Regions from separate parts of the Homo sapiens genome. Here region 2 is linked to region 1. The links are chromatin contacts, found by Hi-C or POLR2A ChIA-PET in ENCODE. All regions are on one chromosome and are shown on one strand. The core of a region is the stretch at or near the end of the contact, and the rest is flanking DNA. Distances in the headings are between cores, read along the strand shown.

Region 1 (4,027 bases), core at 1-2,500:
AAAAAAAAAAAATTGGCCAGGTGTGGTGGCGGGCGCCTGAAGTCCCAGCTACTTGGGAGGCTGAGGCAGGAGAATGGCATGAACCAGGGAGGCAGAGCTTGCAGTGAGCCAAGATCACGCCACTGCACTCCAGCCAGGGCAACAAAGAGAGACTCAGTCTCCAAAAAAAAAAAAAAAGAAAAAAAAACTTAGAAATTCTTTGCTCAAGTATCACTTCCTCCAGGAAGTCTTCCTGACCCTCTCCCAGACCCCACCCACCCTCCATCCAGTTGGCTGCTCCAGGTTGTGTGGTGGGGGGAATTTCACAGCACTTTGTGTTAAGCGCTGACTTATCCCTTGTATAATACTTTCATTGACTGTAGTCCCTAATACTGGACTGAGCTCCTTGAGCGCAGAGACTGTGAGTCTTACCTGTTTTGGCATTCCTAGACACACCTGGTCTGTGGAAAGTGCTCACTAAATGTGAATATAAACTAATGAATAAATGGGTTTCTACAGCAGTTTATACTGCATCACACAGTTCCTCTAATGAATTTCTAGCCCCCTTCCCTGTTGGGGCATACAGTATTTTATTCAGTATTTCTCCTGAAGGCCTCTCTGTGCCAAGCTCAGTTTTAACCAAAACATTGGTGATCTGGTTAAGTCATTACTGAATTATCCACTACGTTGAATTCTCCCAACCACCCCGTCCCAGCCCTTAGCTTGGCCGAAGGAAAATTAATTGGTTGCAAAGTGCGTATCTAATTACAACAGCCAGCCCCCGACACAGAGATGCTCAAATGTTAATTATAACATATGCATCTCAATAACCGACGGTGGCATTTAGTGCAGCATTAATCACGCCACTTGGGCCCCCCAGTGCATACACAAAGCTCCTTTTCATCTGCCATTAGCACAGACTTTGCACTTTCGGCACGGACGTTCTCATCCTTAAAGCCTTTCGGACTCTAAAACCAACGTTTCCCTGTAAGCCTGGACTGCGCCTAAGCCCCCAGTTCTCCCACCGCAGAGGCCCCCACCCAGGGCTGCGCCAGCGCCGTGGGGTCGCTGGGCGGCGGGTTTTGGCGTCGCTAGACTGGGCTGTCTTGGCAGCTAAGGCGACATCCCGAGCGTCCTGGGGCCACCCTGCTCTCCAGGGCCCGCCATCCTGGAAAAGAAAGGCGAACTACATTACCCAGCAGGCCTCCAGCCGCCCTCTTTCCTTTCAAGTCTTTGCACGTGGCCGGAGGGGAGGGCGGGGCCTGAACGTCACTCTCCTACATTCTCTTTCCCTGTGTCAGATCAGGGATCATTTTTTTTCCTTCCTCTACTCCCTCCCCCCTACCCGCCCCTCCCTCCCTGTTTCCCTTCCCTCCCTCCCTCCCCTCTCTGCTGGGTCTGTGCGCTGGGGCGCCCGATCCCCTCCGCAGCTGGGACGCTCCGAACTCGAGGCAGGAGTCGGCTCTCCGGAGCCTCGTCCCTCCCTTCCCCTTCCCTGCCCCCTTCCCCCACCCCCGACTCGGGCTTGGCGCGGCGGCCAGAGGAACCCCGAGGTGAGCATCTCCTCGCCCGTCCTCCTCTTATAGTCATCTCAGCTTGCTGATCGATTCGGGGACCCGGGAGGAGGGCTGCGTGACGTGGGCGTGCTTATAGATAAATCCGGGAAAACCGCCCCAAACAATCAGCCCCCTTCCCCCCATCCCTGCTCCTGGGCCAGCGGGGTGTCCGCACCCATCTACCATCCCCTCCTCCCCCTCGGTGGGGAACTGCACTCCACAGTGTCGCCCCCTCCCTGGGTTTGTCCCATTCCCTGCCGGGTTCCCCGCCCCGCGGGGTGTCGTGGCCCTGGAGCTCCGGCGCCAAGGGGGGCTCTTGGGGGACGCACGGCTGGAGCCCGGCTCGCTTTGGAGCTGCGCGGTGTAGCCGCTGTCATGTGCCGGGTTCCGACCTGGGAGGAGGAAAAGAGCGAGCGCGATTCCTCTCCCTTTTGTTTTGAAGCCCGCATTTGCTGCATCGAGCAGTTGGTTTAGTATCAGCCAAACTTGCAGCTGTTCAGACCGCGCTCCGCCGAGGTAGGGAGCCCGTCTCGGGGTGGCGTTTGGGGGCCGGGGGCTGCGGCACTCGGGGCTGCGGGAGGGACCCCGAGAGTGTGTCGCCACGCCGCCCCTCCCTTCCCCGGTGACTGATTGTGTCTGTGGCAGCGGGCGTGTGTGAGTGTGCGCGCCCGTCCCCGCGGGCTCGGGGATGTCTGTGGATGGCTGTCGTCTAGACAGGGCGCAGCCCCCTCCCTGCGTCCCCGGTGAGCCCGCGGGCCGCGGGGGGAGCGGGGGATGGGAGCAGAGGAAGAAACCAAATCGGTGGACCCGTTGCGGTCTCCCCTTTGGTTATTCCCAACGGTTGTGGTTCTGTTGGCTTTTTTTATTATTCCTGTCGCTGCGGTGCAATCGGGCCTGGGGAATAGATACGCCCGGCGGAGAGGGGTTCACTTGACAGGCTCTGAAAAGCCACCTCTGGGTGGCGAGTGACCCGAGAGGCCGTGGGGTGGGCTCCGGCTCGGGTTCATCAGGACGACGAGCAGGTAACTGTCCCGGGCGCCGGTCATGGGGGAGGGCGGGCGGGGGGGCGATGGCTTGGGCTGCGGCGAAGGTCTGGGGCCTCGGAGGGCCGCGTGCCGGTGCCTGGATGTGGCCGGAGGGGGCGTCCGGGACACCGCGCGCCTGAGCCGAGTGTTTCTCTATTGATGGTAAAAGACAATCGGGAGGGGGGTGGTCCGAGCCCGTTATCTGGGCGGCGTTGGCTCTGTTTGGTTCCGCGGAGTTTTCAGGGTTGGGGCTGGGGGGTGTGAGCACCGCGGGGTGTGCGGCGTGTAGAGGGGAGGGCTGACTGGCGGCGCCGCGTGCGTCTCCACCCCGAGGAGTGAGGCGTCGCCTCCCCCGCCCGGCTGTTTGTGTGTACACACGGCTCCGGTGTGTGTGGGGGGCGGGGACCGCAGACCGCGGCGTAGTGGGGACAAGCGTGGGCCCCGATCCTCCGCGCGACCTGTCCCGCCAGCCCCCTCCTTGTCTAAGTCGGGGTCGTGTGTCCCCGCGCGCGCGCGCCCGAGTTACTTGGAGAGGGGACCGTGCGGCTGTGGGCCGGGGAAGACCGTAGGGTCGCGTGTGCTGGTCTTCGGTGCAGGAGTCCCAGGTCCGCTGTGCGGCCGGAGTCACACAGCCCCTCCCTCCGCGTCCGCGACGCCCCGTGACCCGGCAGACTGGGGGTCCACCCGGCGGCGCGGGGGGTTGGTTTGGCTGCGCCGCCCCCAGTCCACGCTGGGGTGACCCCGCACCGAGGCGTTCTATGGGTGTGCGTGCCCGCGCTCGCCGCCGCTGCCTTCGCAGACCGGGGAGAGAGTCAGCGACTGCCAACCGCAGCCCCGGCTCTTCAGTCTGGGGACAGTGGGAGCCCAAGCCCAGCGCGCCCCAGCCCGGCCCAGGCCGCCGCCCGCCCGGCGCTGTGTCTCTGCGGCCCGAGGATTATCCCCCAGTCCAGGGGCCCGCGCGACCAAGGAGGAAGCCGCTGGAGCCGCCGGCTCGGCCGCGGCTAGAGCCTCCGTAGGGCGAAAGTGACACAGCGCGAGAGAGCGCCGCCGCTGCTGGAGCCAGGGCCGAGAGGAAGGAGCCGCCCAGAGCGCAGGGAGGGGCCGCCGGCTGTCCGTTCCCAGTTCCTCCTGCCCAGGGCCCGATCTGGGCTGAAAACCTCAGGAATCCAGGCTCCTAGCAGGCTCGGGCTGCGCGAGGAGATGGCCTGGCTTTCAAGAAAACCCAATTATACGTGAACAGAATGCACCGAACAGACGCTAGAGGATGGCCAGGACACGCTCAGGTTGTCTGGGGAAACTCCTGAGTGTTTGACACAGGATTCGATTTACACACAGATCACCTCATCTGTGTCAAGTATCTGTCCTGGATAATGGATGCTCAGAGGCAGCAATTTTGTAACACATTCTAGGGCACAGTGTCATCAGTGATTAACAGCTTGCTAGAATAATAATATGTTTGTATGACCT
Region 2 (3,937 bases), core at 1,055-3,554, 92 kb before region 1:
TACTTGTGTCTGAGAGTCAATTACAGCAGGACAGTCCGTGGCTCTTTGGATCAGCAGTGGCTGGTGGCTGAGGATTTTGGTAAACTTCAGTTGAGTCAACACTGTGATTTGACTGTGTCCTTCAGAGCAAGAAGGACTTAGTCTCAGCACTAAGCAGGCCTCCTGGAGAACTGCATTCAGAGCTGGAACCATATGTCAGAGGGATTTGGACTAAACAGCAATGATCTGGACAGAGATCACGGACGTATGTCACATGGGGAATGAATGGAGAGATCAGGATGGGAGTGGGCTGGGAGATGCTCCCAATAGTCATCATGGGAATGGGTTTTTGATTTGTGTAGCTCCAAAGGGCAGAACCTAGACTAGCACTCCTGCATTTTAGGAGTGCAGATTTTAGCTCAGCAGAGGGAAGCCCAGCACCTTGTGAAATGGGGATGGGCTGCCTCTGTAGAAAGAGGGTGCCCTGGTCCTGGGAGAGTCCTCCTATCAGTGGGGTGCTGGAGGGTCACTGGGTTATGGGATCCTTTAAAAGGGTGAGGTGCACATGGAAACACAGCTTCTAGATCCCCTTCAGGGAAGGGCTCGCTATCCAGCTGTGGGGAGTGTGGTCCGCAGAAAGCCTCCAGGGTCAGCTCTTCAGGGTTGGCCTCCCCTGCAGGGAGCCTCCTCTCCTGGGGCACTTGCATCTGGTGACTGAGAGAGGTCTGGACAAGCACAGAAGCCTGGACATCTAGGCAAGAGCTAGGCTGGCTAAGGCTTTGTTTGGTCTGCCTCCCTGTTTGATGTCTTCTTCTGTACCCCAAACTCCATCCCAGTGTGTACTTGGGAAAAACTCTACCTGAGACAAAAGCATACAACATGGGATGGGTCATCCTGAGATTCTAGGGATCCTACTATTATTCGTCACTTACACCTGATTGTGAATAAATTCACTGAAATCTTTGCAGGGAACAAGTTTATACAGGTGTAGCTTAAGGAAACGAAAGGGAAAAGAGTCACAAGACAAGTAGGTTAAGAGATAAGGGACTGAAGTTTATGCTTTAAATGTGTGGATTATATCTCAATAAAATGTTCTTTTTTTAATGTTTAAAGAGAGAGAGAGAGAGAATGAAGCTGATCTAAGATGTCCAGACCCTCCCAGGCTGTGCTAGGGTACAGGTACTCTAGCACTGCAGCTGGGTATCAAGAACTGGAAGGACTTGTGCAGGACCCTTGGCTTCTCAGCAAGGCTGTCCCCACGAAGCAGATTTCACATACCCATAGCACACCCAAGGCATGGCTAGCATCCCTTGGGGGCTCTGCTGGCCCCACCATCACCACAGTGAAGCAAGGAGGAGCTCTCCTGCCAGCCACATCCCAAGGCTGCTATTGTGTCCTCCTCCAGCAGGGGTCAGCAGACTGTTTCTGTAAAGGGCCAGAGAGCAAACATTCAGTGTAGGTGGGGCAATATGGTCTCTGTTGCAACTGCTTAACCCTGCTGCTGTAGCACAAAAGCAGACATAGATAGTAAGTAAATGAATGTGCATAGCTGTGTTCCAATAAAACTTTACTTACAAAAACAGGCAACGGACCAGATTTGGCTTAGGTATATAGTTTGCTGACCGCCGTCCTAAAATCATGGACCTGCCTAGTTGGAAATAATCCCAGGCCACAGAACAGGAAGGTTTTCTCTACTTGGAATCCACAAAAGCATCATGTTTCTTGTCTTCCAGGCTTTGCTGGAGAAATGGAACCAAATGTTCTATATATGTTTGACATACATTAAAGTTCAACTGGGAACAGAGATTCACAGGATATGGTTCCTGCTCTTCAGGTCCCCATGTAAATAAGGAGGTAATTCTCATTCAGTGTGATAAACACATGGGAGATGTGGGTACATATGTGTATGTTTGGGCTAAAACCACCACTAGCCAATGTCGCCAGGGTTTGGATAATTAACTTTGGGGGCCTGGGTCAGTTGACCCTCATGGTGGTTAATAAAGTAGTATCTGTAGTCACTTCTAGCTGTGGTCTTTACACATCTACAGAGGACTTGCCTTTTTCTTTTTTCTTTTTAAATTATTTTTTCAAAATTAAAAAAAAAAAAAAACTTTAAATAGAGACAGGATCTCCCTATGTTGCCCAGGCTGGTCTTGAACTCCTGGGCTCAAGGGATCCTCCTGCCTCAGCCTCCCAAAGTGCTAGCATTACAGGCGTGAGCCACCATGCCCAGTCACCTTTTTCAAATTAATCTTGGAAACAAAAACATAATCCCAGTTTGACACTGAGACAGAGCCCACAGGTATTGTTTTGGTGCATAGGCCACAGAACCGGAGAGTTGTCACAGCCATTGCATGGGAAGGCCACGGGCTGGGTGTGGCTCCAGATCCACGTTCTCGCGTCCTGGGCCTGCTCAGTGTGTTTCGGCTCCTGTGTATGCTTTTCTCTCTGCAGTGCCACGACATCCGACCCCGGCCTTCTCAGAGGACGCTAACCCGCCTGCCCGCCCGAGACTGCCAGCCCTGTCTGTGGGTGCCCTCTGGTGGCCTGTCGGCTGGAGAGCCTCGGCGCCTGTTAAGGCAATCAGTCAGGGAGAAGGAGGAAGCGTGAGACTGAGTTGCAGACATTTCCACCAGCTCCTCCTTTGCCAACACAAACCCAAGCCTCCCCCTAGGGATTTTGGAGTGCATTCAGAGCTTGGGGAAAGAATCATTTTCATTCCTAATTCGATACCCTTCATTTTTTCAACCGGGATGGTTCACATGATCAAACCGCACAAGAGGCCGCCGCTCTGTGTTCTGCTTATGGCCGAGAGGGCACGGCGGCTCCCCAGGGCACTCAAGATCTGAGGGATCTGGGGGCGCAACAAGTTAAGAAGCAGCTTTGAATATCTTCCTGGGGAGGCAATTCTTGCGTCTAATTTTCCGCTGCGCTTCTTGTTCCTTCGATGTCTACTGCAGTGGGGGTCTCAGTGGGAATGGACTAAGGATGCAGGAAAAGTATGGGGGTCTGAGTACAGGCAGGTACAGAGCTGACTCGGCTCCGCAAACACCGTAGAAACTAGTCCCGGTTCTCCCACCCATCTATTCACATGGCTGGAGGACTTAGCAAGGCCCTGGAGCACACTGGTTGACTCCACGGACTCCTGATCCAGGCTGCCTGGGTTCCAATCCCGGCTCTACCACTTTCTAGCCATGTAACCTCAGACAAGTTCCTTAACCCCTTTGTGCCTTGGGGTCCTTGTCTGTAAAATGAGAGTCATAATATTGCCTACCTCCAGGGTTGTTTTGAAAGATAAGTGGGTTGGTATCTGAGAAAATGCCCAGTAAATGTCTCCTGTTGTTATTCAGGAGAAAGCTCATAGTAACGAGGATAGGAATCTGAAGACCTCAGTTTCCATCCCAGAGCCACCTTATCCAGTTATGTGTGTTCCGGGAAGGGTGACCTCACTTCTCTGTGCTTAGAGCCTTCTATTCCAAGATAAGGATGAGGACTAACTCCTTCCTCTAAACTCCTCCATGGCTCTCCATTGACCTCATGATGAAGGCCCAGCTCCCTCATCTGGCCTCTAACACTCTTCATGCTCCAGCCCCTGCCCTTCTCTCAAGTCTCATTTCATGCAGCACCCAAGGTGATGATGGCTGATGAGTGATATTGTAAAGCACCCATCAGATCATGTCTCTCCTCTGCTCAGAGCCTTCCAATGGCTTCCCATGCCACTGAGAGTAAAATCCAAGGTGTTCTGCACAGGTTGCCAGGTCCTACAGCCTGACCTCAGCTCCCACCACTCCCACCCCCCACGCCACACCACCCACCCCCACACACACACCTCTGTGGCTGCTCCCAGCTCCCTCTTCCAGGATGCCAGCCCTCTCTTGCCTTGGGGCCTGATATGGTTTGGCTCTGTGTCCCCATCCAAACCTCACCTCGAACTGTAATCCCCACATGTCAGGGGAGG

What was found. Hi-C counts contacts between places; a loop is a spot of excess contacts on that map. ChIA-PET counts read pairs that join two places held with the same protein, here RNA polymerase II (POLR2A). Pooled maps may share reads with other maps.
Region 2: a loop to region 1 is called in a pooled map, with 4 times the contacts of the local background. The contact joins the enhancer-like site here to the promoter of CTIF in region 1. A Hi-C loop is called at or near these places in 1 of 37 single-sample maps with no recorded cell type and 8 of 50 pooled maps. POLR2A ChIA-PET finds 5 or more read pairs at or near these places in 1 of 52 experiments (AG04450).

The regions. Positions count from the first base shown.
Region 1 is chr18:48,537,781-48,541,807 of GRCh38, forward strand. It overlaps CTIF (cap binding complex dependent translation initiation factor), which reads left to right and starts at 1,251. Exons shown (of 12, transcript NM_014772.3): 1 at 1,251-1,532. RefSeq lists silencers at 1,357-1,436, 1,937-2,296, 2,727-2,816, 3,137-3,616.
Region 2 is chr18:48,444,272-48,448,208 of GRCh38, forward strand. No RefSeq gene overlaps it. Among named protein-coding and RNA genes, the nearest start is that of ZBTB7C, 37 kb to the left of the region's middle. RefSeq lists an enhancer at 1,267-1,561. Within about 2 kb of position 2,305, at least 2 of the 41 ENCODE cell types and tissues checked have a DNase peak (open chromatin) inside an H3K27ac peak, as active enhancers do.